Regions from separate parts of the Homo sapiens genome. Here region 2 is linked to region 1. A link is a loop called in an ENCODE intact Hi-C map of the cell type or tissue named here. Cell type or tissue: PC-3. All regions are shown on one strand. Links, peaks and the distances in the headings refer to the core of each region. The heading gives the core; the rest is flanking DNA. Region 1 overlaps MAOB (monoamine oxidase B). Region 2 overlaps MAOB (monoamine oxidase B).

Region 1 (16,626 bases), core at 9,960-14,959:
CTCAAAGAAGTAAAAATGGAACTATCATGCGACCCAGCAATCTCATTATTAGGTATATACCCAAAGGAATATAAATTGTTCTACCAAAAAGGCACATGCACTCACATGTTCATCGCAGCACTACTCACAATAGCAAACATATGGAATCAACGTAGGTGCCCATCAAAGGTGGATTAGATAAAGAAAATGTGGTATGTATATAGCATGGAATACTATGCAGCCATAAAAAGAGAATTAAATCATGTTCTTTGCAGCAACATGGATGCAGCTGGAGACTATTATCCTAAGTGAATCAATGTAGAAACAGAAAACCAAATACCACATGTTCCCACTTATAAGTGAGAGCTAAGCATGGGGTACATATGGATATAAAGATGAAAATAATAGACACTGAGGACTACTAAAGGGGGAGGTAAGGAGTACAGCAAGAGTTGAAAACCTACCTATTGGTACTATGTTCACTACCTGGGTGACAGAATCATTCATACCACAAACCTCAGCATCATGCAACATATCCATGTAACAAATCTGCACATGTACCCCTGAATCTAAAATAAAAGTTGACATTTTTAAAAAATGCATGCCTTAGCAACAAGTTTCTTGGACCTTCTTCTAAAGGTTTTTATATAAGGAAAGTACTCACCCTTTTTCCTCCAGAAAGGCTCTTTATAATAAACTATACACTTGATGACTGAACCCAAAGGCACACGAGTGATCATCTGGTTTCTCATCATTGGCAGAGGGGGATTGAAGTGAATCTTCATGCCCAGAGTAGGAGGAATAGCACTAATCACATATTTAGCCTGAAAGAAAAGCAACATGGTTAAACATTGTTGCCGTGTTGCTTTTGTTTTTTTCCCAATGATTCTCTCTCATTCTATCGTTATATTCTTTTCAGTCTCTTAAAGAAGTGACAAGGATTTTGTCGAAACCTAAAGTAGCCCTTATTGTTCCTTAGTTCAAAACCTCCAATGACTTCCCATTGCACTTAAAGTCAAAGCCAGATTTCTCACCATCATCGCCAAGGCCACACATGAAATGGGCCCGTTACATCACTGATCTCACCTCCTGTTACATTTGCCCTGACACTCTTACTTCTGCTATTTTTGTTTTCTTTTTGAGACCCAGTCTCACTCTGTCGCCAGGCTGGAGTGCAGTGGTGCGATCTTGGCTCACTGCAACCTCCACGTGCCCAGGTTCAAGCGATTCTCCTGCCTCAGCCTCCAGAGTAGCTGGGACTACAGGTGTGCACCACCACACCCAGCTAATTTTTGTATTTTTAGTAAAGACAGGGTTTCACCATGTTGGCCAGGGTTGTCTCGATCTTTCGACCTTGTGATCTGCCCACCTTGGCCTCCCAAAGTGCTGGGATTACAGGCGTTAGCCACCAAGCCTGGCCCTGCCATTTTGATCACCTTGCTGTTCCTTGGTCACACCAGGCTTGCTCCCACCTCAGTGCCTTGGCACTGGCTGTTCCATCTTCTTCTCTCAGGGAACCACATGGCTCAATCCCTCGTCTCCTCCAATTCTCTATCAGATATCACCTTCTCAGTGAGGCCTTCCCTGATCACCTTATTTAAACTTGCATAACCAATTCTCCCATCTCACTTTCTGGTATGCCCTCTCCCCACCTTCCTGCTTGATTTTTTCCGCACTAATTATCACTATCTGACATACTTTATATTATAACTATATGTTTCATTACTGTCTTTCTCCTTCACTAGAAGGAGAATTGTATGTGGGCAGAGAATTGTATCTGTTTTGTTCACGACTGTGTTCTTAACTCCTAGAATCATGTCAGGCACATAGGAGGTGCTTGATATTTATCAAATAAATATTTTCTGTGTTTTTCTAATTACATAAAAGCAAAATACAGAGGGTTGATAATACCTTTATAAGTTTTTATAAATCCTCCCCCACCCCAAATATTCTGGTTCTCTTTTCCTTTTTTTCAGTTAGAGATAGCTTTTTCACTATTGGCAAAAAGACTGTCTATAAAGTGTGTGACATTGTTGACTTCGGCTTTGATTATCTATGAGACTGTGGCCTCTTCCCACTTGTTTAAGTGTCTTGGTAACTCTGAGTGGAAAAATTTCAAAGCAAAGTTGAGTTCAAAGCAAATGTTGAGTGAGAGAATGGAAAAAAGTGCTTTTTTCCATTCTCTCACTCAACAACGATCACCACAGAAGACTTCTGTGACCAAATGTGGAGTGGTTTTTCCCCACATATTAAGCAAGCAAGCAATTCTATAGCAGACATCAGCCATGTGTCCTCTGAATTCAACTCAATTCTGACAGTATCTACCTGGAGATAACTTCTGATCCTACAGGTTGAGGGCTCAGTCTCCAAGACTGTCCCCCACCTTCAGATGTCAGTCACAAGTCCAGCTTCCAGAATTTCTGACCAATCTGCTTCCAGTTGATGTTCCTACAACCCCTTCAAGTTTGATTGATTTGCTACAGTGGCTCACAGAACTCAGGGAAACATGTTTACTGTTTTATTATAAAGGATATTACAAAGGGTACAGAGGAAGAGGTGCATTGGGCAAGAGTTGTGAGAAAGGGCATGGAGCTTTCATGCCCTCCCCAGGCATGCCATTCTCAAGGAACCTCCAGTTGTGCAGATATCCAGAAGCTCCCAGAACTCGGTCGTTTTGGGTTTTTATGGAGGCTTCCTTATGTAGGCACAATTGATTAAATCATTGGCCTCTGGTGATCAATTCAACCTTCAGCCCCTTGCCCCATCCCCTCCCTGGAGGCTGGGGGTGGGGCTGAAAGTCCCAACCCTCTAGTCTTTCCATGGTCTTTCCTGTGACCAGCCCCATCCTGAAGCTACCTAGGGGCTGCCAGCCATCAATCATTGGCATCAAAGGACATCACTCTGGAGATTCTAAGAATTTTTAAAGTTGTATGCCAGGAAACTGGGATGAAGATCAAATATATATTTCACAATATCACAGTTACCTCATACATCTCATGGTTTAGGGTCTCCACAAGGACATTTTCTCTTGTCTGGTCAATGTAGATCACAGGCCTCTCCAGCTTCACTCGGTCTCCAAGGAGGTCCATTATCCGCTCACTCACTTGACCAGATCCGCCCACAAATTTCCTCTCCTGGAAAGAGAAAAGGAGGTGAAAGAGAAACGCAGGAATGGGCATAAATTGCTAAATTCTTAGTTGTCCTCACATATGTCTACTCTGAGATGTCTAACATTTCATTTTGCTGCAGTGAATAGTGGCTTTCACCATGGTTTTCTAAGTAGGAATTGCTGTCTTTGGACAAAGTTACAGGATTTCTAAGTTACTTTACAAGCTATGCTCTTGTAGATTCCCAGACTCCAACCTTAGCTGGACATCTTCAGAATGACCCCTGTATCCCACCTTTCTGGTCACCATCCCTGCTCTCTGTCCTATCTGCAGTCTTTTGCTTAGAGCTGGAACTGGTGAAGCTGTACCTAAAGCTCTTCCCTAGCTTGCCTGAGCAGACCTAAGCCTGCTTCCCCTTGCTTTGTGGCTCAAGCGCAGAACTTCCCTGCCTCCCACCATGTCCCCTTCCCCCAGGCCAGCCTACTCCCTGTTGCAGGCTGCCCATCTTATCCTGGGTCAGATGCCTGCTGCTTCTGTAGCCACCGAACTCATTTCACCTCACTGTACCCACCTGCCCTCAGCCTTGCTAAAACTTCCAAATGTTCTACCTGGCTATGCACACAGTTGACCTGGCTGCCTCCTCCTCAATTTTCAGTTAAGGTCAGAGAAGGAGAAGGAGAGGGAGAAAGAGAAAAGGAGGAGGAGAAAGAGGAGGGGGAGGAGGAGAAGAGAAAGAAAGAAGAGGAGGAGGGGGAGAGAGAAGAATGGAACATGACAACCAAGCAGATTATTTAAGAACTCCAATATGTTCCTACTGTGTCTAGCACAGTGCCTTATACAGTGCCGGGGCTCAAGAAATGGGCATTGAATGAATGAATAGATAAATGAATTCCATGAATAGTGTGTGTTTTAAATTGAAAATGCATTACTGAATTTCCTTTATAAGCTTTCCAAGAAGTGCTCAAGCTAAGCTTAATTCAGATGGTCTCCTACAAACTTACCAAATAATAATTGAGCGTATGGAAAATGGCCACAGTGCATAAAGAGAGACAAGCCTAGCTTTAAAATTACATTGGACACTGGGTTCTCACAGTGGGTACCTGACAACAGACTGCCTTACAAGAAACACTTTGAGCTGCCATGGTAATGCTCTAAAAGCCACAAGCCTGCTTCCCACTTCAGCAGTTCATGATTGAAGGATGATGATCTTTCATTTCAGTAGCAGTGTTTTTCCATTGGGACTGTGGAAGAATGGATGGGTACCTGTCCTCCATTTGTTGTCGAGATGATTCTTGTTGTGCCTCCACACTGCTTCACATACCACAGGAACCAGAGAGCAGAGACCTCATGGGTCTCTGCAGTGACACACAGGTTCACAAAGAGAGTGGCAAGCTGCTTTGCAGATCTGCACAGGAAGAAACAAGAGCAAACTTGGCAAACGCAGGAGAGCAGCTTCTTAATTCTCTAAAAATTATTTAAGTAACACATTTTCTTGGTTAAGTTTAAAACAATGTGGTAAGGTCAAAAAATTGTCACTAGAATCTAATATTACAAAACGTGACATCGGAGGTTTTTGAAATATCAGATTATTTTCCCTGTAAACAAAACACCTTACTCAGAATCAGCTTCTATTCCAGATTCTGTGCTTTCATGATTTCTCCTTACATTCCTGCTGCTCTTCCAGTGATCCCCATCTCAGTAAAAAGCACCATCATTTACTCAGTGGTAAAAACCAACACTCTAGAAATCAAACATTATTTCTCTCTTTCCATCAATCTTCCCCCATCCAATTCATTGGGAAGTCCCATTATCTCTCACCACATCACTCCACCTTCACCACAAATTTAGAATCCATCTCTTTCCAGGAGTACTGCAATTACTTCCTTCAGACTGGCCTCTCTGCCTCCATTCATCCTCACCTGGTATCTGTTCACCACACTCAAAGCCAGAGGCTTTTCCCTCCCTCCCTACCATGATGCTCTCTCTGAAGTATAAATCAAATCATGTCATTTTCTTGCTTAAAAAGTCTCCAGTGGTATCCTATTAAAACCAGAATAAGATTCAGATCTTACACCATGGCTTCCAGAGCCCTATGTGATCCAGCCCATGCCTACCTTTTCTGTCTCATCTTGTACCCTCTTCTTTTTACTCTAATGTTTCCTTAGAAAGACATATTCACATTTGTCTATGAAAACGACCACTGGCTTCCATATTCCCAGCATCCTGACATTCTCTATCATTTTGCTACTGTATAGTATCTTTATAACTCTTTTCACTGTCTGAAATTGTCTTGATTATTGGTTAATTCTTTTTAATTGCTGTCTCCCCCCACTAGAATATCAACCTATGAGAACAAGGATCTTCTGTTTCTCACTCACCATAGTGTCCCCTTTAACAAAATAGTGCTTGGAACATTGTAAGCACTCAATAATTACTTGTTGCATGATTGAACGAATGAATGATTGATGAGAAATATCAGTTAAACAAAATTTTTTAAACATCCATAACATGCAAAGGATATGCTAGGTGCTGTACCAAACACAAAATTAGTCACAGTTATCTATTCAGTTATTTTACTGCCTAACAGAAGACAAGCTCAAATAATGGATGAGGGGACAAACAATTAATAGAGCATAAATGGGTAAGCTTTTGCTTGACATTGGCAGGTAAATGGTGAGAGGTTATCACCTATCAGGAAGCACACCAGAAAGCAAACTATCTCATGCAATTTCGAGGACTCCATTATATCTAGCACAGCATAAAATTCATCAGTAGTAGTGTGCACTCTGGGATTTCTTTAATAAGGTCCAATTCCCCTTTTGACTTTGACATGAAGTTTGCATATTGTTAATCTTGTTATATCTGAGGCAGCATTTTCCACCTGGTAATGCTGACAATGGTTGGGATAAATGATATTGTCTTCCATTTATTGAACTCTTTCCACACTCCATTGTCTTTAAAATCATTATCTTGTTAAATTGTTGCAACAACCGTATCAAATATCTATTATTTTTCCACAGTTCACATGCTAGAAAACGGAGTCTCGGACAGTTTAGGAATATATAACGACACAACTTCAAGTCAGATCGTACTTGACGCAAAACTCGTGCTTTTGATACCTCAAAATGTTTTCTAATTAGTCAGCTGACAGCCTTGGAAGTGCAGCTACTCACCAAGGGGCATCTCTCTACTTTACTGTATCTTGACCCTAGAAGTTTGTAGAATCATGCCTAACACACATACCAATTATTGACATTATTTGCAGCTGTAACAACCTGACAGCCCGTCTATGACAGTCCCCATCATTACAGCCTGTGAAATGGTGTCATATATACATTAAAGCGACTTACAGTTAGTTTTGTAAGATTTCTCAGGATAATTGAAGGGATGGAAATTGCTAGCTCATGCCTTCCTTGCAGAGGCAATTTGTAATATCTAACTAAAACACATATCCAGACGTCAATTTAAAATAAAAGTAGTATTTTATTTGTTGCTTCCTAAAATCCTATTTCTTTTCTTCCTTATTTTTTAGGTGGATTGAGGGGCATACAGTAAAGGGAGTAATAAATAACTGAAACCTAACATTGGCCCAGCTGGAGAGCCAATATTTAACAAAAATATTGCTGGAATTCTAGTTGTTATTGTTGGCAATTTGGTGGGAAAGAAATAATTCTGGTTTGAAATAAAGGGAGATCTAAAAGTAATTCTGAAGGGCCAGTCCATTCCTAATCCTTTATTTGAATTTACTCTAGGAGCTTCAGTAAGAAAAGAAATAAGAACAATATTTGAAGGATGGAAGGTCAAGGAAGTTAGTGCAATATTTCCGTATTTTTTGCCCTGTTGACTTTTTAAAAGATAAATGTTATAATATTTTTCTACATGAAAAATACATACACATTATATAAAATTTGGAAAATTTATAAGATAAAAGGATGAGAGAACGAGTGTCTTCCATATTTCTGCCCCTCCAGAAGATAATTACTAGTCTCATTTTGATGCATTTTTTTCTAAGTATAGGTCTTTTAAAAAATGTTTTTACATAGCTGTGATCACATTGAAAATACAATTCATGTTTGTGAAGTGCACTTTGTAAATGATAATAACTGAAAGAATAATCAACATTAGTCTTGGAATGTATGATTGTGCTTTAGTTTGAACAACAATAGGTTGGATATTCTGGGGATTACTTCATTTAAATCCAGGAAATAATACTGTGTGTATCTTGCTTGGGAAGAGTTGGAAAATTGTCTTGTGTTCTTATACTCCTAGTATCTCAGAATGCTTTATTTTGTCAAATGACAACTTAGAATATTCACTAAGTGGAGGACTAGGCCAAGGGCTACGATAGAAAATGTCGGGTCCCTGTGATCCCAAAAACATATGATTGATTTTATCACCAAGAAACTTAAAAGTTCTCTGAGGAGAGAAGACCTAACTGAATTTATTAAAAGCTTTTCATAACAGGAGTTATAAAACAAATGCAGATAATTACATACTTATTATATTTTGAAAATCTAAAGTATATAATTTAAAACTAAATACTACAATTTTATTACTATTAAAATAAATTATATTGCAAACTACATTCTCATAGAGGTGTTAGATAGCATTAGGTAAATGTTTAAAAGAATATAATTAATAACACGCATTGATTTCATGACATAAAAGGATTTTACTATTCCAGAACTGGTTGCTTTCAAAGGTTGAAAACACAGGAGAGGCATAAAGATGTTTATTATAGAGTATTGTATAATGATAATAACAAAAAACAGAAAGTAACCAATGTGTTCAACAGGATGATAATGGACAAATACATTACGTATTCATTTCCCATGGAATATTCTGGTACCATGAAATATGATGTTTAAAGAATAATTTTTAATGATGTAAAGTTTTTAAACATTTTAAAAATAAATGTTTGCATGGTAATATTAAACGTTAAAAATACTTCAATGGATGTCCATTGCTTTTGCAGTGCATATATAAATAGTTGTTTTTAGAAATGAGATCATATACCATACCACAATAGCCTGCTTTTCTATGTGTTTAATATTACTATTTTTTCCAGTCATTAAATATTCCTCTACAACACGATTTTTTAAAACCCTCAAGTACTCAATTTTTTAGATGTTCCATACTTGATTCTGCCGATCTTCTACTATTGGGCTTTCAGATCCTCCCTTTTAAAAATAATGCTTTGAATCTGCCTCTTTCACTGTTTCTCCCTCTCCCTCTCTCCTTCTCTCCCTGTATGCCTCTCTCTTCTTTTTTTTTTTTATTATTATACTTTAAGTTTTAGGGTACATGTGCACATTGTGCAGGTTAGTTACATATGTATACATGTGCCATGCTGGTGCCTCTCTCTTCTTTTGCCTCACTTTCTTAAAGCTAAATTATTAGAAGCTGAATTTTTATATGAAAAATATATGAATTTTATGTCTTTTGATTATTTCCATTTTTAAGATTCAGATATTCTAAAAGCTTGTTTTTACTTTTAGTTGGCAGTGAATGAATGCCTAAAAATGAAGACATTAACCCCCGAGCCAAACATATTCTCAACTAATGCTCTTTAGCAAGACAGGGCAGTCTCCTTGAATTTGGCTTCCATTTCTCTTATTTTGTTTACCACAAATTTACCACGTGCTTGAATGGGAACCCTCATAATCCTTTCCATTTTCCCTGCTGTCCAAGAGCAGTGTGGCCTCTCCATGTGGTCTGTCTATACAAGCCTTCACAATTTCTCTACAGTTCCCAGTTCTGCCAACAAGAATTTAATGCTTAACTCATAGGTACTTGTTTTTTCACTAAAGGGGAACAGCCAGTCCAGTCACACATGTTTCCCCTGTAGTTGTGACCTATCTACACAAAGGCTTTAGAGGTTCCTCTTTAAGTCCTTGAAGAATTGCACTACTTCACACAAGGTGTGGCAAATGCACATGCTAACCATCTCCACATTTGACCACCAGTGAAGAATACAAAAATTGTCCTATATCAACAACTTAATAAATGAGAGCTTTAAGCTGATGGTCTTTAAGCTGTTTCAGATAAAGAAAGTGGTACCTTCTGGTCTGTTCTGAGGACTTCACAGGGTAATACCACCTTTGTGATACAAAACTACTCCAAAGAAGTAAGTTGTATGTACAGATATCTTCAGGGTAGGAGCCAATTCCAATGGTTTTCAGCATGCCACTGGCTGGTGGTGTGGTTTTAGACACAAAGCAGCTACTTGTCCCATACTTGTTGAACGGTATTGCTAAATAAACCTAAAAGGTGGTCACAGTAAATGCCTGTGCCTAATGGCAAGACTTACTCAGTCCAGCAGAGCTTGTCCAGTAGCTCCTTCATTGTCATGTTGTCCCACTCTTCTGCAAGGGGAGCCTTCCATGGGGCATCACTCGGAATCTACATTCAGATGAGGATTCGAAGGAGAAAGACAAATGTAATTTTCTCTTTTATTTTATTCATTTTTGTAATTTTCCACTTTAAATAACTATTCAAATAGTATTAAAAACTCTACCTTAAAGAGGAAAAATGTTAAGTTTTCCAAATTCATCCAATATTGCTTTTACTGCATAATCAATGCTGTCTATGTAGCTTTCCTATTATAAATCTGTACCACCCAAGCCATATTTAATTTGTGATAAAACTTCCTGCACAATAAATAGAGGCATGTTGTAACTGGGCTATTTCTAGATATGGATTCCTAAGTTACTAACTTCTAGAGAACACTCATAAATTTAACTATTTAACAAGGATCACAGAGCTGCAGCAAATCATGTCTATGGAGTTTTCAGTTAAGCTTTATGTGTGTTCAGAAACAGAAAACCAAACACCACATGTTCTCACTCATAAGTGGGAGTTGAACAATGAAAACATATGGACACAGGGAGGGGAACATCACACACTAGGGCCTGTCGGGGGTTGGGGGGCAAGGGGAGGGAGAGCATTAGGACAAATACCTAATGCATGTGGGGCTTAAAACCTAGACGATGGGTTGATAGATGCAGAAAACCACCATGGCACATGTATACCTATGTAATGAACCTGCACGTTCTGCACATGTATCCCGGAGCTTAAAGTAAAAGAAAAAAAATGCTTTATGTGTGATTACTTATGACTTGTTTGGGCATGGTGGTGAATCAAAGACCCAGAAGTCTAATTTTGCTATGTACTGAAGATTTCCAAAATTTGAAACATCATTCCAAGAAGGCTGAGTGACACCCAATCTCCTGCCCACTCATCAGTAGTATACAAATATCAATCTGTTTGACATCTTATTATTGCAGAGGTTAGAAACAAGTTCATTCATTCATTTCACAAATCTTTAGTTACCATGTGTTCACAATGTGCTAGGTGTTGGAGATATATTTTACTTTCTTTCTTTGAAGGATGAAACTTATTACAAAAAAGAATACAAATATAGTCAAAGAAGCTTTACCTCTCGCCCCATGTCATCCATTGTCCTCCAAAAGTTGTTATGATCTAAGTAGGTAATTGGATTCCATACAGGTGGGAATGGCCCCCTGAAGGGGTATGATTTGCCCTGTGAGATACAAGATATTTTTAAAAGGAAATATTTACTACAATGTAAAAGTAGGTAATCTGCCAAATTGGTAAATGTCTGCAAGCAAAATTATGTGAGTTATCAATATGTGATATACACTCAACTTTTTAGCTCCTTGTGTCCTCAGAACCCCACTTAACTTTTTAGCATAGAGATTGCCAGCAAAATTCTCTGTTAATTAAGTTCACTGCCACACCAAGCACGGTAAAGAGGTTTCTCTCTGAAACTGGAGCCTTTACCATACAAAATGTAAATACAAGTACATAAGTGGAGTTAACCTAAGGAAATCTTATTTGTCAATGGTACTTGCAAATATCTCAGAGTCAGGAGCCTCTGTGTGCCTGGAGAGTCAGAAAATTATAACTATAAGCATTATACAACTTAGAAGGGGATCAAAAATCAATCACAAGAATGCAACCATCTGTTAGAAGAACCACAAAACAGGGCCCAGAAAGCTTTCCCAAGGACTCAGATGTGCTAGGTAAACACAGGAGTTCCCAGAGATCAGCAAAGTCAAAGCAGAAAGATTAGACAACTTCAAACTTCTCTTCTAGACATGTTATACCACCTGGTTCTTCCCACAGGGATACCTCGACACAGAAATAAAGGGAACACATTGTTCCAAGGATTTAAAATAAATAATATCTGGGAGAATTAACCTGTTGATGGCACTTAAGAGACACGCAAAAAAACCCACTTTGGGTCAATCTGAAAACCCGAGTCAGAAGCCAGGTCGTGCATTCTGATAGCATCTTTCAACGGAATCAGAATAACTTAAGGTTCTCAGTCAACAGAAACTTCCCCAAAACTCTGAGTCATTCAATAAAGATGCACCTTCTGTTGATGTTGTACAGGCAGAGAAACTAGAATTGTGGAATAAGAGATTTCGTATTTGTTCTTGTATTAATTCTGTGGCCATGTTGGTCTTCTCTCTCCAACAAGGCCATAAGATTCTCAGGGAAGGGTTGAGATACAGCTTTATGTTTCTTCTCAGCCAGGATTCCTTAGAGAAACAGAACCAACAGGAGAAAGAGAGAGAGAGAGAGAGAGAGATACATACATAGATATATAGATACATAGATACATAGATATAGATAGATGATATTGATATAGATATAGATGGAGAGAGAGACAGAGACAGAGAGAGAAACAGAGAAAGAGAGAAGGATTCAGATTTATTTTAAGGAATTAGCTCATGTTGATTGAGAGGGACGGCAGGTCCAAAATCTGTAGGGTAGGTCACGGACCCAAGGAAGAGTTGCAGTTTGACTTCAAAGGCAGTCTGCTGGCAGAATTCCCTCTTTTCCTGAGAGTCATCAATCTTTTTCTCTTAAGGACTTCAACTGATTGGATAAAGTCCATTCACATTATGGAAGTTAATCTGCTTTGCTCAAAGTCTACTGATTTAAATGTTAACCTTATCTTAAAAATAGCTTGACAGAAACATTAGAATAATGTTTGTCCAAATATCTACACAAGTTGACGTATAAAATTAACTGTCACCCTTCTTAACACTATTGAGGTGTACTTTAGCTACAATGTACTCATTTTATTTTAGTTTAGTTTCCGTATTTTGTTTTTTATAGTTAGAAGTAATTTTAAAAATTTTAACCTGCCATTAAAACTGTATATATTTACAATACACAACATAATATTTTGAAATATGTATACCCTGTGGAATGGCTAAATTGAGCTAATTAACATACGCATTACCTTACATACCTATCATTTTGGGAGGTGAGAACACATAAAATCTATTCTCTTAGCAATTTTCAAGACTACAATACATTGTTTTTAACTATAGTTACCATGTTGTACAATACATCCCTTGAACTTATTTCTCCTATCTAACTAAATTTTGTATCCTTTGACCAATATCTCCTCACAAATGTACCCACATTAAATAATTTAACATGCAATTTGGGGAGTTATGACACATGTGTACACCTATGTAACTACCACTCCAATCAAGATATAAAACATTCCCATCATTCCAGAAAGTTCCCTCTTTCCCCTTCCTAGACAATCCCTGTCCCCTTTCTGGCCCTGGGCAACCACTGTTCAGTTTTCTGTCACTTATAGATTGTTTTTGCCTGTTTTCACATTTTTTAATGGACTCATACAAGATGTACACCTTTGTATCTGGCGTCTTTTGCTCAGCATGACATTTCTGAGGTTTGTCCAAGTTTCCGTTTGTTCCTTTTTATTGCTAAGTAGTGTCCATTGTATGGATGCATCACGGTTTGTTTCACCTGTTGATAACTATTTCTAGTTTTGATCTGCTGTGAACAAAACTGCTATAAACATTCTTGTACAGGTCTTTTTGTGTACATATGTTTTTTTCTTCTCTTGGGTCAATGCCTAGTAGTGGAATGGCTGAGTCACACAGTGGGTGTATGTTTAACTTTTTAAGTTTAATAGTGTTCCAAAGTTGTTGCACTGCTTTACATTACCAACAGCAATGCATGAAAGTTCTAGTTGATCAGAATACTGACACTTGCTGACTTTTCTTTTATGCTTTATGCTTTAAATATAGTTTCTATTTGTTTTACACATTTTTACAAAGTAATTTGTTTTACAAATTTTTACAAAGTAACTTTGTTTTACAAAGTAATATTTGTTTTATAAAAAAGTTGCAAAGATAGTACAGAAAGTTCCCATATACCTTTCACCTAGTTTTCTCTAATGTTAGCATCTTACATTACATGGTACATTGCCAAGACCAGGATATCGACACTGGTAGATCACTATGTACTAAACTTCAGATTTTATTTGGATTTCACCCATTTATCCACTAACCATCCTTTTTCTGTTGCAGGATCCCATCCAGGATACCACATTTCATTTAGTTGTCCTGTCTTCTTAGTCTCCTATGGTGTGTGATAGTTTCTCAGTAGTCCCTTATTTTTCATAACCTTCAAAGTTTGAAGAATACGGGTCAGTTATCTGGTAGAATATCCCTTAATTTGGATCTGTCTGAAGTTACTTTTTTCATTTTTAGATTAGGACTATGAATTTTGGGGAAGACTACCACAAAGACCAAGTGCTCTTGTCATCATGTCACCTCAGAGGGCACTTGATATCAATATGACTTATCACGGATGATGTTAACCTTGATTCCTTGCTTAGGGTGGTGTCTGTCAGGTCTCTCCACTGTAGAGTTGCTACTCACCCCTCTTCCATGCTCTGTTCTTTGGAAGAGAGTCATTAAGTTCAGATCATCCTCAAGAGGGGATGGTGGGAGCTAACTTCCACTTTCTGGAGATGGAGAATCCCCACAAATTTTTTGAATTCTTTTCTAAGGAAGATTTTCCTCTTTTCCCCTTTTACTTGCTTATTCATTCATTTATTTATAACAGTGGACATATATATGTGTTTTATACCTTGTGTTATAATCTAATACAATATGATTTATTTGTTGCTCAAATTATTCTACTTCTGAGCACTCCTTCAGGTCGGCTCCTGAGTCCCTTTGACATGTCCCCATCCTTTTGTCTGTTGAGCATTTTTTTCATTTTTGGCACTAGAAGATTCTCCAGACTCATCTTCTATTTTCTCTGCCCAAGCCCTAGGATCTGTCATTTGTCCAAGAAGGCTTTCCTTTTATCAAGAGAGTGGTATTTAGAAGCAAGTTCTGGCTGCTGAGTGCATGCTGATTTTGTTTTATAATCAGCTTTATTGAGAAATAATTCATGTTCCATACAACTTGCATGCTGACCTGAAAACCTCCACTTATCCCTCCTTCATCAGAGTTCAATACATAAAACTTGCTCAGCAGAAACCTGTGGATTGATCCAGGGACCATTCTCCACGAAGAAGAAGTCAATCCCCATTCTAGCTCTGCCTCTCCTAAGATGACTGACACAGAGTAAGACAGTTACTTAATCGTCCAGGCCCCAGATATCAGTCTTTGTAATTCAACATCTATTGACTCCATCGTCTTCTTCCAGGAAGTATGCCCAGATTAGCATAAACAGTTGGGTTAGGTGGTCTTCTCAGTGTCCCAGAGCTCTCTGTTTCTCTTTCATCTGCCGCTAACTCCACTGCACCAGTTTCATGCATTTACTATTCTATCTCATTCACTGGGCCCTACGCTGCAAGAGCATGGGCTCTGGAGCCAGTCTCCCTGGGTTGAGTCATGGTCTGCCACTCACTAGCTGTGTTAAGTTGCTTAACTTCTCTGTGCTTCAGTTAACTCAGTAGTGAAATGTGATCATAGTAACTGTCTTGGAGGCATGTTAGAAAGATGAAGTGTGTTGATACATGTAAATCACTTTGAACAGTGGCTGGCATGTTGTAAGTTCTCAATCAATATTATTACCGCAGCTGCTACTATTATAATTATAATCTTTGTATGCCTAGGACGTGCTGGCAGAGACTGCTGGCACACAGTAGGTTCACAATATATGCTTGATATAATCTCAGCTGTGTGACCTTGAACTTGTCATTTATTTGACACACAATGCCCCGATTTATAAACTGATCTTTTGTACTTTGGTTCCTTATGTTATAACTATCTATCCTACTTGTTTTAAGTCTCCCCTTGAACCCAGACCCACTATGGTCTCTGCAGATCCCTACCAGCAGAGTAGTGCCCAACCCTGCCCCCTCAACACAATGCACTTGTACAAAGTGGGTGTGGGATGGAACTTAAATAGCAAAGAACCAAATCAAGATGCACATTGAGAGCAATGTGCATCTATGACTGGTGTACAAAGTCATCCTTCTGCACTATCAGTGTGGCATTGTGCCCACGAGTAAAGGGAATCACAAAGAGATAAAACCATAAGCAGCTAAATAGCCACACCATAAGTGGGAAGAACAGCATATTTTTGCTTGAAAATCCATTAATAAAAAGATAGGAAGAAATCAGTATTCAGCCAAACAATTAAATTATTTAGGTTTTTTTGTTTGCTTGTTTTCACAAATGCATTGGTTCAGCCAGAAATCACCACCAGATGACTTGAAGAAGAATGTGAGCCCAGCAGATGTGGTTAATTAATGTCTGTCTGTCACTGCCAGGGCCTGCACCAGCAACCATGGCAGCTCCTGGAAACATAAAGACAATTGATTCAGAAAGTGAGAGCTCAGTCTGACACATGGGACTTGGCCTGGGAAAAAGTGAAGGACAGCTTTTGGAACAAGGCAGAGTTAACTAACTAACCATGACCTGCATGTGGAGCCCTGCCCAACAAAAGCATCCTGCACATCTATATCTATATCTATATCTATATCTATATCTATATCTATATCTATATCTATATCTACACATAGACACACACACACACACACACACACACACAGAGTCTTGCTCTGCTGCCCAGGCTGGAGTGCAGTTGCACAATCTTGGCTCACTGCAACGTCTGCCTCCTTGGTTCAAGCGATTCTCCTGCCTCAGCCTCCTGAGTAGCTGGGATTACAGGTGCACACCACCACGCCTGGCTAATTTTTGTATTTTTAGTAGAGACGTGGTTTCACCATGTTGGCCAAGCTGGTCTTGAACTCCCGACCTCAAGTAATCCTCCCAAAGTGCTGGAATTACAGGTGTGAGTCACCGCACCCAGCCATATCCTTCTATATTAACCTCCCACCAGAACACATAAGATGGGCACCTCTCCACCATCCCTCCTTCCTTTCCCCAGAGATAAATTATTTGTACAGTACATGTCATATGGAAATGCTGTGATGAGGGTGGGAAGGGGCCCCTTCCAAGACTCTATTTGACAGATCCCATCTGAATAACCCAGTTGAAATGTCACCTCAGCTGAATTATACGGATTCTCATTCAATGGAGTCCCAAAAATATTGAGGGTTGCCCAAATAGCAATAATCCCAGCAATGCAATGGTGTCAAAGACCAGCTGTTAAAGCCCTCCTAACTCAGGAATGCTCCTAGAAAGGAGGTTTGCTCAAGACTCTAAAACCAAAAACAGAGTAAATGTGTGAGTAAATGGGAACCAAACAATATGTAAAGGAA
Region 2 (16,626 bases), core at 4,276-9,275, 48 kb before region 1:
GTTTTTCAGCCTCTGTTGTGTGCATCTGGGTAATGGGTGAAAAGAACATCGATGGGAGATGAGACAGGTGGAATTGCTTTCACCTTAGAAAGGGCAGGGAAGTAATCTGGGGAAAGCAGGAGAAGGGAGCTGGGGAGAGGAGAAAGTTTCAGAAAGGCAACTTGGGGCTGTGGAGGAGTGCAGCTGGACAGAAGAAGGGGTTTTCTCTTTCGATTTTATTTTAAGTTCTGGGATACATGTGCAGAACATGAAGGTTTGTTGCATAGATATACATGTGCCATGGTGGTTTGCTGCACCTATCAACCCGTCATCTAGGTCTTAAGCCCTGCATGCATTAGGTATTTGTCCTAATGCTCTCCGTCCTCTTGCCCCCTCAGGCCCTGGTGTGTGATGTTCCTCTCCCTGTGTCCATGTGTTCTCATTGTTCAACTCCCACTTATGAGTGAGAACATGCAGTGTTTGGTTTTCTGTTCCTGCGTTAGTTTGCTGAGAATGATGGGAGAAGAAGGGGCTTTCAAAAGCTGTTTTGACAACCTAAGGAGATGGAAGGAAAGAAGGAAAGAAGGAAGGAAGGAAGCTTCCTAAGTTTGGCTAGGAGTTTTGTGGTATAGTAAATATTTACATTACTTTTAAGATTTGGGCGTCAAAATTGTGTTTCTTTTAGGCACTGTATAGTGCTTGGACCACCTTAGAGGTCCTCAGAGCACCCTAGATTATTTGGGGCTGTACAAATTCAGAAAACATACACCTAATAGTGGCTGGCATCTGGAATGGTACATAAGTGTCCCGTGGGTTCACTATATGGGATTTCAGTGGAACTAAACCTTGGCAACTCTGTCTTCAGCAAGATCAACATCTAAGCTGGTAAACTGTGTACCCCATGCCAGACATACACTAAATATGTAATACATCTGGCAGTGAATTAGGTTTACATTAAGAAAATGAGCAAAGGAGGTCTGTTTGCCTGGTGTCGTGTATTCATCTGGCTACTATAGACTATTCTATCACATCAACTAGCAAACATGGAAGATGCAGGTATGAGGTCCCTAGATGAGTCCAATGAGGCAGCTGGTATTAGATGGGCCTTATATTTAGACTGTGTAGAGCTGGCTGGAGGATACATCTGAAAGGTAAGTCCACTGAGAGATGGGGCCAGTTCAGACAGGCCAAAGGGAGTGAGGGTAAGTCAGCTTCTCCCTCAAGCAGCCTGACCACCTTTGCTATATCAGCCATTTTAATTTTGTTGGCTGTATTAATGTCCTATTGCCCCTGTAGCAAAATGGCACAAGCTTAGTAGCTTAAAACAACACAAGCTTATTATTTTACAGTTCTGGAAGTCAAAAGTTCAAAATGAGTCTTACAGGGCTAAAATCAAGGTGTTAGCAGGAATGGTTCCTTCTGGAAGCTCCAAGGGAGAACTCATTCCTTGCCTCTTTCTGTTTCCAAAGGCTGCTAGCATTCCTTGGCTTGTGGCTGCATCACTCCAATCTCTTGTTTCCATGGATGCACCATCTCCTCCTCACTTTGAGCCTCCTGCCTCCCTCTTAAGAGAACCTTTGTGAGTACATTGGGCCCATGAGGATTATCTCCCTATTTTATAATCCTTAATCACATCTGCAAAGTCCCTTTGCCATGTAAGGTAACATATTCATTTGCCCCAGAGTTAGGACGTGAACATCTTCAGCCAGGCTATTGTCTAGCCTACCATATGGGCCTCAATATTTTTGAAAACCAAGAGTTAAATGCCACAATTGGTCTGTCCTTAAATCCCTGCTGTTCCAGGCACCTGAATTTGGAGCAGCAAGTAGAACTTTTAATGATTTAAAACCACATGGCTCTGCCCTGCTTCCACCAATGCCTACCCTCTTCCCTATCACACACACACCCCAATATAGCTTCTATCCAGCTTTGTCTTCTACAAAGCCTGAAAAGGCTTGCATCTGGGATCCTGAGAAGCAAATGTATTTGTCTTACATAAGCACGAAACTAGATTCCAAGTTTGTACCTTTAATAAACGACAGAAGAGAAATTTCTATTCTTTAACCCCAATAACTGAATTTCTTTCAGACTCTGCACACAACTGAATACTGGACTTTCACATGAACCTGCTCAGGCATCCCTTTAGATGGCCAAGCCCCAAAGCAAGAGTATCCTACCAGGCACTTGCCAACCATTGACTTCCCAAAAGATCATCAGAAAACATGTCAATCAAGAAAAGCTAAGTTTATCAGACACATTGCATAAGGAAGAACATCGCATTGACAGTCTTACTAGTGTCTCAAAGTGGAAAAATTGGGGGAGGGTTCACAGGGTTTTCAATTTGGGGGTTGTTTTTAAGGCAGATCTTGCAAGGCAAAAAACTGGTTGGAATTGGAAAAGTTTATGATAGAGTAGTTGTGGATTGGTAGGCAAAGTAAAGTGGTGTCTTAAAGCAAGTCTTGATGAGCAAGCTGTTAGTCTTGATAAATAATCTATTTGTGTTACTTCAAAGCTTTGTATTCCAGGAGCAAGTATTTCCTGGGACAAGTAGCCAAGTTATTTTGACTGGTTCAGTATTGTTTAGCTTAGGGACAGGAAAGTCTGTTGGTTTCAGCTTCCTACCTTTAACACACAACTAGGAATACTTATTATTTCTAAAGGCACGTTCTGATTTCTTAGCCCTAAGAACTGTCTTTAGAAACAGATACTTTGTTAAGTCACCCTGTTTTGTAGGAAAGCGTAAATGTTAAAAGCTCAGGTTTCTGGAGCTGGCTAGGCCTGGGTTTGAATCTTGGTATTGAACATGCATTTTCTTATCTGTTAAATGGAGCTAGCTGTTCAGTTGTTCTGAGCATTCAATAGGATCACATAAGTGAAGTTGTTACAGTACTAACAATAAATGATAGCTTTAAAGAAATAAAGGATCTCTTTGTGGTCTACTATGATTCCTACTTCAAAAATACATCTCAAATTACTTTTCTCCACTAGTAACTCCTCTCTGATTAGTCATCTCTTGCTAAAATGCCCTGGTTTCCCTTTTACTACACCACCCGAGCAGCCCAAGTAGATCTTTTAAAACTGCAAATCTGATCCTGTCAGTCCAGACTCAAGCCCTTTCAATAGCTGCTCAATGAACTTTGGATATGACGCACTGTGGCTCCCAAGGCCTTGCATGCTCTTTTTTCTGCCTGTTTCCCTACCCTCGTCTCTGGTCACTCCACTCTCCCTCAGAACCTTCCAGCCATCTCGTTCTCATAAATCCTCAGATATATCCAGTTCTTTTCTGTCTTGGTTCCCTCTCCATGGAAGGTTATTTTCTCCATTCTTCAGTTGGCTAAATCCTTTAGGTTATTTCCCAAGGGATGAAATAGCACTTCCTCAGAGATGCATTTCCTGAGAAACCCCCCGGACAATTAATTCTCCATTATAATCTCTTATCACTGCTTTAAAAAAATTATTTTCCATAAGTGATTCGGGTACAGGTGGTATTTGGTTACATGAGTAAGTTCTTTAGTGGAGACTTGTGAGATCCTGATGCACCCATCACTCGAGCAGTATACACTGCACACTATTTGTTGTCTTTTATCCCTCGCCTCCCTCCCGCTCTTCCCCGCCAAGTCCCCAAAGTCCATTGTATCATTCTTATGCCTTTGTGTCCTCATAGCTTAGCTCTCACATATCAGGGAGAACATATGATGTTTGGTTTTCCATTCCTGAGTTACTTCACAAAAGAAGATATACAAATGGCCAACAAACATATGAAAGAATGCTCTTATCACTGCTTTTGTTTTCCCTCCATAAAGATTCACAATTACATATTTTTTGAAATGCTTGTTTAATGTCTCCCCAAATGACAGACCCCACCACGAATGGGTTGTATCTATGTAGAGATCTGGAGGCCATCAGTTCTCCAGTCAGAGGAATAGGAACTTGGGTGGCCACAGCCCCTAAGCTACTAGCTTCCATGCATTCAGTAACTGTATCCATTTACCCAGTGTGCCAAAACAAATGCAATCATTTTTTTTCTGTGTAATGTGATGTGAAAAAGGTTGGCAAGCACTGCCTTATGCCACTATTTTTGGTATAGATAGAGAGATAAGCAAGTAGCCATCAAGGATCCAGGTTTTACTACGAAACATCACTTGCATGAGAAAAAGTAAAACCCACTGTCATTTCCCAGGACCACAATTTCATATGGTGCCCAGTATCATAATGGTAATGACATACCTTCAAACATATCCAACTACAAATTCAAGTTTTCTGCTCTTTAATTATTTCACTTCCATTGTAACATGCCCTCAAAAGAATGAATTTAAATGAGCCAATTAGTAACCGAAGGTCAGTCTGGAAGAAATAATTGACAGAACCAGTCCTCAGATCTCACCAGGGCTCTTGGATTTAAACTGGAATCCAAGAGAGAAGCATTTATTCATTATTTATTTCATCCGATCATTTATGACAAGCCTGGCCTCTCAGGGAAGCTGGATATCTGGCTGAAATGCAAAATTAACAAATTAAAATTAACAAGCACAGAAAACAAAAACAAAAAAAATCCAGTCTCTCTCCAGCTTACTCCAAGGGCTAGGACTGACACCGGGTGTACCCAGGAAGGGTGCTCTTGGCTTCTCAGAGTTGGGCTAACCTTCTCCCCACCCCCACACATGAATCCATGGTAAAAATTTCCAGTTAGGTAAAGACAGAAGACAGTATTGGGATAATGTAAGCGTCGTTTGGCATCAGGTGGGTGCTTTTGAGCACTCAGCAGATCACATCCTTCACGGATCGGCATTGAGGGAAATGAGGGTTCTGCACAGCAGTCCCTCTGAGACAGGGAGAAGGGGCCCATGTATGGCACAATGCCCTCTCCTGGGACAGGGACAGACTCAGTATGGTGGGGTGGCCAGGGTGAGCAAAGGGAAACGACAGCCTTAGTGGTCAGGAAACAGTTAGCGGAGAAGATGGGCTTGCCGCACAAGGACTTAGCCATCCTCAGTCTGGGTTTCAGGCAAACAGGTCCAGGGTGTCTTTGTGGGGATGGGTTGGCAGAGGATAATAGCAGGAAATCTAGGAAACACACACTTTTAGGCTCAGACAGGAGAGCCCTACACATAAGGAGCAGAGGATAAGGAATTGCTAATGGCTACTGGGCATGGAGCCTTGGTCCTGTACCCTGAGGCAGACCCATCTCTGTGAGAGGATGGGATCTGAGATCTAGTCCGAGGCCTGTGGTCTGCACTGGGCACCTTAACTACCCTGTTTTCATCACAGATCCCTTTGGGGCAGGGATATGGCTGGCACCCAGGTGCTGCTGATGTCTTGCTCCCTGGTTGAATATGACTTTTTGCACGCCTGCTGAATACTGGGCCCTTGAATCCACCTGGATTAGCCTCTGCAGAACCTTGATTGAATAATCTGCCAGCAACACTGGGACCCTGCTGCTCTTCCCTGCCCGCCTATCTGGGTCACCCTACTAAGCTGTGCATATGGCGTTTTTGGCACTGCCAGCCTGGATGGGTTGGGGTGGAGAAAGAGCCTCACTGGACCCGGGTGACTCTCCTCTCCTTGGCTTCTCAAAGAAGGAAATCCTGGAGCTGAGTGGCTAAAGACAAAATGTAGAAATTCTCCAGGCTGACAACAGGGTAGGACACCTAAGGCAGAGGAAGTAGCACTTCCCGCAGGTACAAGCCCCAGGGAAAGGTTCTTGGGCCATAGTCTGCTGGGTGGACCAAAGGCCTATAGAAATTATCAGAGCCTTCCCCGCTTTCATATCTTTATTCTAGATTTTTCACCCATCCACTTTTTCATAGAGCCCTTTCAAATAGGGAACCCAACCTTCTGAGGTCAAGCTATGAAAAGCGTCATTTTAGCATGCCTGCTGACCCCTGGGAAGCACTGGACATATTTGGAGTCCTCTTCTTACCATCAGCAGGATCTTGAAAAAGGAGGCAGTCACCCACTGAAAGCACTCCAGAGGAAATCAAGGAGAAACATGAGGAAGAGCTGACATTAAGGAGGCCGGCAGAAAGAAGAGTTCAGAGGGTGATGGGGAAGGAAGAATCATTGAGTCCCCCAACATCCTGAAGTCACCTTGTGCTAGTGTTGCCCAGAATTTCATCTTTGGAGTAGACTTTTTCCCTGAGTTGACCACAACTTGATAAAGCTTATTTACACTAAAGTGAGACGTGCCAGGAATCCATTTGGTGGGCCAAAGGTGCATTTTGATAGACCCCAGTCTAAGAGGATTTCTGATGTAACATTTCAGACAGTGCGATAAAATGAAACAAAAACATTTTCAGGCCTTGGTCAATGGGTCTTTGCTGGAGTCCCTCAGATTCCCTACCTAGACAGCAGTCGGCCTTCCCTGTGCCCACCTGCTTGTCCACATTCTCCTCATCCACTTACTGCTCACACACCATCTCCTTTTGTTTTGTTTTGTTAACTTAGTGTTTAAATGTGTTGCTGGATGTTGTCTCAAATTCTCTGGGAAGTAGCAGACAATAAGCAAATACATAAATACAGCAGCAGATTGTTTAACCAGGTGTCCAAACACCAGAAATATAAAACACAAATGTTTTTAAAAGATTTTAAAACAACTATTACTCACTTTTTTACATCAGCTTGCTATAATCACTGAAAAGCTGCAATAATGGAGATTATAATGAATGATTACAGTGAAATCACTGTAATCTGAGTACATAATTTGTCATAGCTCTTAGATATATATTTCTTTTGGGGATCACTGCTGTTTGTAATTGAGTAAATAGATATTGAACATTTCACATTTAATGGTTGGGTGTCTCGGGGCTCATCTTCAAATATTGCTCTGTTTACACTCAATCCCACAGCTCCCCAAATTATATCACCAGCCCCAACCTCTCCCTGGAACTCTAATGTACATAGTCAAAAGCCTACTCAACCCCTCCATTCGGATCTTCATGGATCTCCACGGATCTGTATCTTTATTACTCTAGACCAAGCCACCAGAGTCTCTGGCCTGGACAACTAACTTTCCAGGCCTCCTAGATAGTCTACTGCTTTCAGTCTTACCACACAGAAGCCTGCTTTCCACATCACTAAGTGTCTCACAGGGTGGAATTTCCAGGAAGCAGACTCTGTGATGGAGATTTGCATGCAAGAAGCTTATTGGAATGTGCCCTTGGGATCAATACCTGCGAAGGAGTGAGGGAAGCAAATTGGGCAGAGGATGAAGCAGAACTCTGAAGCAATTGCAATAAAGGTTTTAGGTGATTCCACGGGGAGGTCTGGAACTAAAATAGTTCTTTGTACCCACTCATTGGATTTCGACTACTCCTAGGAAGGGGCATGCTTTGGGACAGGGGGTTTCCTTCAGCCCGCAGAAAGGGACACAGCTATGAGCTGTCAGCCTCCCAACTTCGAGCAGCTGCGTGAATGAGTGCATCATTTCCAAAGGAAGATTTGAGTAGCACACTACAGTATCCACGACAGACTAATTCTTGTAAAAATTTACCAGACTGTCTACTACCTTACTAGAAACACTCCAGTGAATCGTCTTCACACTTAGAATAAAAGCCAAACCCTTTCCTGTGGCCTAAGACTTCCTACATGATCTGGCCCCTGTCTATCTCTCCAACCTCATTTTCTAGCATTAATTTGTTGTTACTGTTGCTCCTGCCATACTGGCTGTTTTGCTATTCCTTTAATACTCCAATCATGCTCTCACCTCTGGGACTTGCAATTGCTATTTCCCCTGCAAGTAGCATCATGGCTTTTTTTTTACTTCATTTAGGTCTCAGTTTAGTAAAAGTCACTTTCTCGGTAAGACCTAACCTGACCACTCAATCTGCTATAGCCATCCCCTGCCACCACATCACTCTTTATCCCCTTTCCTTGCTTACTTTTTCTTGATGATGGTTTTCATCACCTGAAAGTATAGGTTACAACAATTTTTTATTTATTATTTATTTATTTATTTATCATCTCCCCATTAGAATTTAAGTTCCATGAGGGAAGGGAGTTTCTCAGTTTTGTTCACAACTATATTCCCAACACCTACAAAAATACCTGAAATAGAAAGTGTATTCAATATATATTTGTTGAGTTATTGTTGAATGGTTATCATTCTTTAATCCTTATAATGGAACAGGCAAAATATCGTATCCAGAAGATATTGGGGCCATATTGAGTGGTAGAAGCAAATAAAAATATTTTTGGAAAGAAAATACCTAAGTTTTGGAGATAGCAATAATTTAGAAAGATCAGGTGCTAGGTATTCTGGATAAGTAATCTTATAAGGCTGACCCAGGGAGTAGAGACAGTGAAGAGAACACTCACAGGTTTAGAGCAACTCTCATCTGGGTTTGAAGCCCATCTATACCTCTTACTGGTTATGGGAACTTTGCCTTGTCTCTGAGACTCAGACTCCTTATGTGTAAAATGGAAGTGATGGGAGTGGAATCAGGATAAAATAAGATGATGTACAGCATCTTGTAATTAATATTTAATAAAAGTAGCTGTTGTTATAATAATATAATTAATAATAAGCATTATTGCTATCCAAAGGCAGTCTTATAAGAAGGTCTTAAAATTGTGTCAAGTGAGGTGGATCTTTTAGGATGTTTTGGACTGTAACAGAAAACCTGTATTCAAAATGGTTGAATTTATTTCTCATATGACCAGACTTCCTAAAATTGGGTAGGCTGGGAGAAGGGTATATCAGGGCTGATGTTTGATTTCTTTGTAACTTTTTTGGCCTCAACCTTCTCTGTGTATGGACCTCATCCTTGGCCTGGTAGTTAGATGGCTGCAGCAATTATAAATGTCACATCCAGATACTTGTAACATCCCAAAGAAGATAGAATGTGTCTGTTTTCTCATGTGTCTGTTTTTAAGAGTGAGGAACTCTTTTCCACAAGCTCCAGCTGGCCCCCTAAGAAGACTTCTCCTTATGGTCATTGGCCAGAATTGCATAACATACACCAGTAAGCCCGGGTATGTTTATTTTTTCTTTTTTCTTTTTGTCAACCATTGACAAAATAAAATAGGACCACCATGATTGCCTTAGGCTAACCAGTACCCACGTCTTGGGACTGGCGATGTGGCCAGCCTACCTTTTCTGAAGTACAGTAGTGTGTAAATAGCTGAACAAAATCAAGGTTCTATGTTGAAGGAGGTGGAAGAATGTATAGTGAGTAAGTCTAGTACCCAACATTCTGTCCTAACTTTTGGCTCAAAAAGAGATGGCCATTGCCAATGGGAATAGTCTATAATACTTACATCTTCCTCTGTGAACCCTACTCCTATACTGCTCCCTTCTGTGGTAGGTTTAACTGCCTACATTGTCCTTTGCTTAAAGCAATGCCTCTGGAATTGGGCACCTAAAAGAAAGGGGGCTCAGCTTGCATGGAGAGGGCATGCAGGGAATTGGCAGGAAGGCTTTTATATTATTTAAGGACATATACTTTATGTACTGTTTTCACATTTAGCAGGCAGCTTTTAGAAGATGTTATTTTGAAGACAATCCTGCCCTTAGAGTGCTTCCAAAACATCAGGATGCATAGCCCAAAGGCCACCAGCCCCACCGAACTTTGGGCTCCAAAAGGAATTATATTTATCCAAAGTAAGCCTTGACCAGTAGACCAAAGGCCTGAGCATTTGGCAGCACTGGAGATAGAAGAGTAAAAGATCAGGTAGAGCACAACAGGAGGCCAGAGAAGATGGACGAGTTGTGGGGATGAGGAATTTATGGCCCAAGACAGCCCTCACTCTCTTCTGAAACAGCTGGTGGTCTTCTTCCCATTGCTCCCACACAACTCCAGGACTTTCTCCATAATTTTCTATAACCCAGGGAATATTCTGGTATTGAAAACATTTTGACAGCAGGCTAGGGGGGAAGAAAATATAATGCAATGAAATGGCCTGGAGGTAAGAGAGATATGTCAAATTCAAGAGCAAAACTCAGTGCCACTCAGCATTTTGCCTGGCAAGGAAATGGATTTTCAAGGAGAATAAAGTGAACCAGAATGGTTAAGGAAGAAGTGGTTGGGGATTAGAGATGTAAAGAAAGGTAAAAGAAGAGTTCAAAGTGATCAGGGTTGGAGGCCAGGGACTGAGATGTCAGTCTGCTGGAGTGGTATATGACTTGTTAGTAACTTGTCATGTGGTCTTAGCAGAAATGACAAGAGCAATTACATCAGAAAGTAGCAGTCCAGGGTAACTGTAGGATCTGATTAGATCAGTTATTTCTAATACCAGAGCTTGGCTTCTAGTGTCTACAGGCTGAAATGTCATTAAGATCACTCGCCAGGAGGATTTTCAAGTCAGATGATTCCTTATGAGCACTTAGACAAATTAACGGGAAACAAACAACAACAAAAAACCCACCAACACATTTCACCAAGTTGTCTACACATTCCCCTACAGTCCAGAACATTCTAGATTATTCTATTTGGTTGCAAGATTGATGGCTCCATTATTGAAATGAGGAATGGGTGAGAAAACTACCATTGCTTTCGAATAGGACCTGTCCTTTTTAGTTTGAGGCCAAGGCTAAGAAGAAAGTAAAGGGATCCTAACATATTGGCCAGGAGACAAGATCCTAAAGGGTATGCAATGACAGAGGACTAGTAACTGGGGACAAGCAGAGTTAACGTTTTAAAGGAAGCAGATAGGAGGGCAGGTGAATGTTGGCAGAGAAAAGATGTCTCTGTTAGGTACACTCTGTTTCCATAGGAAAACTAGGGGCAGTGAGGAAGTAGAGGAGATCAGCTCCACTGTGGTTCATTCAAATCTCATGATGTCCCGGAGCATTGGTCATTAGTATTGAGATGCCTCAGTAGGTCACATGGCACAGCAGCCACTCAGATTTGGGCTTCATTCTCCCATTCCCTGTGACTTAGCCTGCTCTCTCCTTGTATCAACTTTGTCTTCACCACTGTCATAGAAAGGCTTTTAGCCAGGCCAACTCATGGACCACTGGCCACCTATAGAGTGCTTTGACTCAGGAATCAATCCTAGTCCAATCAGTTGTGGCCAGTTAGTAGGATCAAAAAACCAGGTGACGTTTTTGCAAAGATTCATTTCTGACCACCTTTTAAAAAGGGAACCACAGGCATGGCAAGCACTCAGTGTTTCATAGACATCTTTCTGGCATGAGACCTTACCGATAGATGGGATTTATCCCACTTATGCAGCCTTGAAGATCCCAAATTGAGATGTTCTCTTTATAACTAAAATATCCATGAGACTGTCACATAAACAGGTTGTTTTTCTAAGATTCAACATGTCTCTCCCTTGGACAAAGAAAAAAATTAAAAAATAAATAAATAAATGAAATACTGTGCTTCTTTCAATAGAATTCTTTTAAGTTGTGTATTGGTTCCTATACGTTACACCTCTTAGGCACCACTGTATCCTCTCAGCCCATCTTTTTACTCTAGCCATAGACGCGGCAACCAGATGTGCAAACTGACATCAGCACCTTCCCCAGTGGCTATTCCAATTCATGGGCAAACCTGGAAGTTCAAGGGAGTTAACATTCCAGCGAACACTTTAACTATTCTAGGGTACATTGTGCAAGACTCCTCAAAGGGTCCCCAGAAGGACTGAGCCCCTGTATCCCACACCAGTGACCAGCTCAATAATACATCCTCGGATTGGCTCTCCCACCTCCCTTGTTTCACAGTCCTGCTTCCTGGGATCACTTTCCAGAGTGAATGGTCTCCATAAAAGCCCTTGTTTGAGGCTATACTTGTGGGTGGTACCCAGTTCAAGACAACCATGCCTTCCAATCAAGATAGTCTTTCTTTAATCAAGTAGTTCCTATGATCCAGGAAACATGTATCACTCTTTAACTTGTTAAATTGATGCTTAACTTTTATTTTAATTTAATTTAATTTAATTTTTTTGAGACAGAGTCTTGCTCTATTGCCCAGACTGGAGTGCAGTGGCACGATCTCAGCTAACTGCAACCTCCACCTCCCAGGTTCAAGCAATTCTCTTGCCTCAACTTCCCAAGTAGCTGGGACTACAGACATGCACCACCACACCTGGCTAGTTTTTGTATTTTTAGCATAGACGGGGTTTCGTCATGTTGCCCAGGCTAGTCTTGAACTCCTGACCTCAAGTGGTCTGCTCGCCTCGGCCTCCCAAATTGCTAGGATTACAGGCATGAGCCACTGCACCCGGCCCAGATGCTTAACTTTTAGGGAGCAACACTGTTTGCTTTTATTCTAAGTATGTTATTAGCATCTTTTTTTCACTCCAATGTAGCTGAGTAGGTGAAAGAGGATGGAGGCTGAGCAGCAGTCTTGTGAGAAAAGCTCAATGCCAGATCTCCAAGCTTTACTGCATCTTTGAACCAGTAATTCTTAGCCCTTGATTATGACCTTCACAGAGAAGGTCTGTGAAGACACTCACCACCTACCACCCTGCTATATTCAATTCCTCATGTATTTAGGTACAAGGGGTCTTTCCAAAGTCCCCCAGTCATTTTGTTATGCACTCACAGTTGAGAATCATAGCTTTAGATCCATCAATCGACCCAAGAGGGAAACTGTATCCAACCAGTTAATGCTATCTCAACTAAAATCTAGTAAAGAAGACAATTGACACTTTCAAAATGAGTATGCCAAAAATTTAAGTTGGCTCTCTGCAAAACAGCATAGGAGCATTCTGTTTGCTGAGTAAGTATAACAGGATTGCTAATTCAGAATTAAAATAAAAATTACAAGAATCCATTCATTTATTATTTTTTAGACATTATGATGGCTTAGGCACCACAGGAGGTACGGAGGATGAAAAGATGAATAGAAAACTGTCTCTGCTCTCAAGAATAGATGATAATAATACCAGTGTATTGAATGGGATGTAAATAAATCACTTTATTTTTTGTCTTCCACTGTTCATTTAAACCTGCTCAGTGAGGGAAGTTTCTCCATTTCTTGCATTTGAAAACCCTGGCAGGTCTATGACTCTATCATCAATTGCTCTTAAATAACAGACAATCCTATGACTTCCTTAAGCCACAAACCACAGTCTCAATTCAGTAATTTTGATGTCCAGTACTGTGGAATGATCAAGTCTCTGAACTTGATTTAAAGCTCAGTCTTCTCCCCTCTTCCAGTTAAGACCAGCTTCAGGGGCAGCTGTGCCATCTTGCAAGGGACATGTGGTAAGCTTTTCCTTTCCTTCTGTACTCCTTCCTTCCTTAGCTTGCCAACCGTGGATTCTGGGACTTTATGGGTTGAGTGTGGAAGGCAATGAGGGAAAGTGGTTTACTGAACACTCCTACTTGACTGTTCCTCTTATAAGGTAGTTTTATATGATCCAAGCCTGGCTGTTATGAGAACTAACTCTTTCTTGTGAGGACACTTTTGGGTGTTTTTTTCAAAGACTCTCCCTCTGGCTCTAACCTTGACTGCCACAAAACAGGCAGTGCCTCTCCTTTGGGTAGCCAATTTTAATCCCTGCTTAGCTTGTTTTCTGGCAGTTGCTGTGGCAGCCCCTAACTCTCTGGTCAAAACTATCTCAGCAAACTATTGCAAGGACAAAAAACCAAACACCGCATGTTCTCCCTCATAGGTGGGAATTGAACAATGAGAACACTTGGACACAGGAAGGGGAACATCACACACCGGGGCCTGTTGTGGGGTGGGGGGAGGGGAGAGGGATAGCACTGGGAGATATACCTAATGCTAAATGACGAGTTAATGGGTGCAGCACACCAACATGGCACATGTATACATATGTAACAAACCTGCACGTTGTGCACATGTACCCTAGAACTTAAAGTATAATAGATAAATATATATATATATATACATACATACATATATACTACCTCGAGCAGAATCGAGGTCTTTGATTCTTCAGAGGTACGTGAAGCTCTCAAAGGGGTTTTCTTGATGCTTCTCTCACTAGACTTGGAATGAGAAGGCAGCCCCCCCATCCCTCCCTTTTGTGCTGTGTTGGACCCAGAGAATGGCAGCTCTCTCTCTAAAGAGATCTGTACAAATCTGCCCCTTTGAAAACCCTCTCTACTCCTTTTATATTCTCAAAACTGGTGAGGGGTTACAACAGAAAACAAAAACACGTTTTTTATATCTTTCCTTTGAAGTTCTCTATTTTTGTCTATCTCAGGACTCACCTTGGTAGCTGATATTTAATGTAACTTGGCACCTCAGTCAAATCATGTAAATTAACACGACACAATTGCAGTATCATGTGGTCAGCACAGAACAAGAGGTCAATGTATGTGACATTGGGAAAACAAAGAAAAGGGGCACCTCACTCAGCTGGAGAATGAGTGATCCAGGACATTTTTGGAGAAGGTGATTCCTTTTCTTTTTTTTTTTTTTTTTGAGACAGAGTCTCACTCTGTCACCCAGGCTGGAGTGTGATCTCGGTTCACTGCAATCCCCGCCTCCCAGGTTCAATCAATTTCCTGCCTCAGCCTCCCCAGTAGCTGGGACTACAGGCACGCACCACCATGCCCGCTAGTTTTTGCATTTTTTATAGAGATGGGATTTCACCATGTTGCCTAGGCTGGTCTCCTGAGCTCAAGCGATCTGCCTGCCTCAACCTCCCAAAGTGCTGGGATTACAGGTGTGAGCCACTGTGGCCAGCCCTTGACTCTTTCTTAGCAGATGCATTAGAGTTAGCAATGAGATCAACTTTTAGGGAGACTTTTTTGGAGAAGATGCTCAAGAAGGCACCCCATGCCATGTACATTTTTAGAGAGAATAAAAAAAAATGGTTACAAAGAAAATCTTGGTGGGTTTCCCATTTAGTATCTGCTATGGATTGAATGTATCCCCCAAAGTTCATGTGTTGGAACTTTGATCCCCAGTGCAGTGGTGTTGGAAGGTGACATCTAATAATGAAAGATGTTTGGGTCATGAAGGCACTGCTTTCATAAATGGGTTAATACTATTATCATGGCAGTGGATTTGTTATCACAGGAGTGGATTCCTTATAAAAGGATGAGTTTAGCCCTCTCTTGCACTCTCTCACCCATGTGATGCCTTCTGCCACACAGCAAAAAGGCCCTCACAAGATGCCAGTTCCTTGATCTTGGACTTCCCAGCCTCCACAATCATGAGTCAATAAATTTCTGTTCACTATAAATTACTCTGTCTGTGATATTTTGTTATAACAAACAACACAAAATAGAGTAAGACAGTCCCTAAATTTTCCATAAACTCATACATGTTAATGCCACTGTAAAATCAGAAACTCTATACTATTATTAATTAATCTTGGGAGATTTCTTCAATTTCACTTATGCTAAGAATAAGCTTCATTTTTTAAACAAAAGTATAAGAATGGCCATTTATGGATTTAAAAAACATACCAATGAAAACTGACGGTGGGAGTCGAGAGGTATGAGTGCTTTGAAATGATGATACCATTTAAAAAATAGTCCAAATAGAATTTAATGGACTGTGAAACTGCAGTTTCAAATTAATGAGTGTACCTAGTAAAAAGCTTTGCACCAAGAAGGAATATGAAATGTCAACTGAAATATTATAATTAGCTTAATAGTTTAAGCATCTTGCTTATTAATATGTCATTTATTTTGGCAGGTATTTTTTGGGGTAGTGAAGGCAAGGAACTGCATCTTTTAGTATTCTTACCATATCTTTATAAATCATTTTCAGCATGCTCACACATATGCCACCCATGATGGATCATGCAATCAAATGCATGCATCATCCAGGCTTCAAGGAAATTTTGACTAAATGCTTTCAAGTCACAATTATATACTTAATACTGGATCTTGATTTGATGTGTCCAAAGCTTGAAAGTCATTACCCAAAAAGAAAGGACAGCAGATATGGTCAATCAACTTTTATTTTTAATTACCCAAGTGTGTACTGTCCTTTGTATGAAGATACAATGGAGGATACAAAAGGAAGAAGAGATAAAATTTCTACCATCAAAAAAGTTAAAATCAGCTGGAGACACACCGCACAAAACAGTAAGACTTAAGGCTATATACTGAGTAGCATTTGAGAAGTGTAAGACAACTTAGCACAGAGTAAACCCACACAACGGGACACCATCGGTAACTATGACAGGGAGTGAAGGAGGATAATTGGGGAAAACATCCAAAGAGGTGGGAAAAGCGTTGGATTTGTGTTCTAGTCCCCCAGATACCAGTGGCTTATTGTGGCTCTTAGGTAATTAAGTTCCACCTCTGTGGGCTTCAGTTTGCTCAACTCTAAAACAGAAGGTGAGGACTAAATGGTCTTTACTGTCTTTCAGCTGTAACAATACAGTATTCTAAGGACGAATGCAAAGAACTAGGGAAGGTGAGGCTATTACAGGTAAGAGGAAGAACAAGCACAAAGCCATAATGGTAGGAAAAAATTCATTCCTTGTGCATGGGCAAGGTGTGTTGTGGGGCAGCAAGAACCTTAAACAAGCCAATTTAACTATTCTAAAGATTTTGAGGGCAATAAACTTGGAAACTGGTGAAACAGAACGCTAAGCCAGGTAAGGGACACTAAGCAGGGGCCACAACGGAGAAAGAGATACCATGTATTTTACAGTCAGAGTTGGATTTATCTTCATGCTCCCCGCCTCACTCCACACTATTTGTCTTCATGGAACTTTACTGCAACTCTTTCCCCAAACTCATATCCCAAATACAGTAAGAAGAGAGTG

Evidence for each region. Peaks named below come from ENCODE experiments on the same cell type or tissue, not always from the same donor. Only the 100,000 strongest peaks of a DNase experiment are listed, where the experiment ranks them.
Region 2: it touches region 1 in a loop (3-fold over the local background); 1 of 110 quality-filtered maps calls a loop at or near these places.

What each region holds. Positions count from the first base shown.
Region 1 is chrX:43,792,776-43,809,401 of GRCh38, forward strand. It overlaps MAOB (monoamine oxidase B), which reads right to left. Exons shown (of 15, transcript NM_000898.5): 4 at 10,525-10,629; 5 at 9,397-9,488; 6 at 4,350-4,491; 7 at 2,964-3,113; 8 at 644-803. Among named protein-coding and RNA genes, the nearest start is that of MAOB, 81 kb to the right of the region's middle. In PC-3, for the core only: no CTCF peak of the experiment used is centred there; a DNase peak (open chromatin) is centred at 13,026; H3K4me3 peaks cover 604 bases; H3K27ac peaks cover 3,438 bases.
Region 2 is chrX:43,750,818-43,767,443 of GRCh38, forward strand. MAOB (monoamine oxidase B) reads right to left here. Exons shown (of 15, transcript NM_000898.5): 15 at 15,793-16,626. Among named protein-coding and RNA genes, the nearest start is that of MAOA, 100 kb to the left of the region's middle. In PC-3, for the core only: no CTCF peak of the experiment used is centred there; no DNase peak of the experiment used is centred there.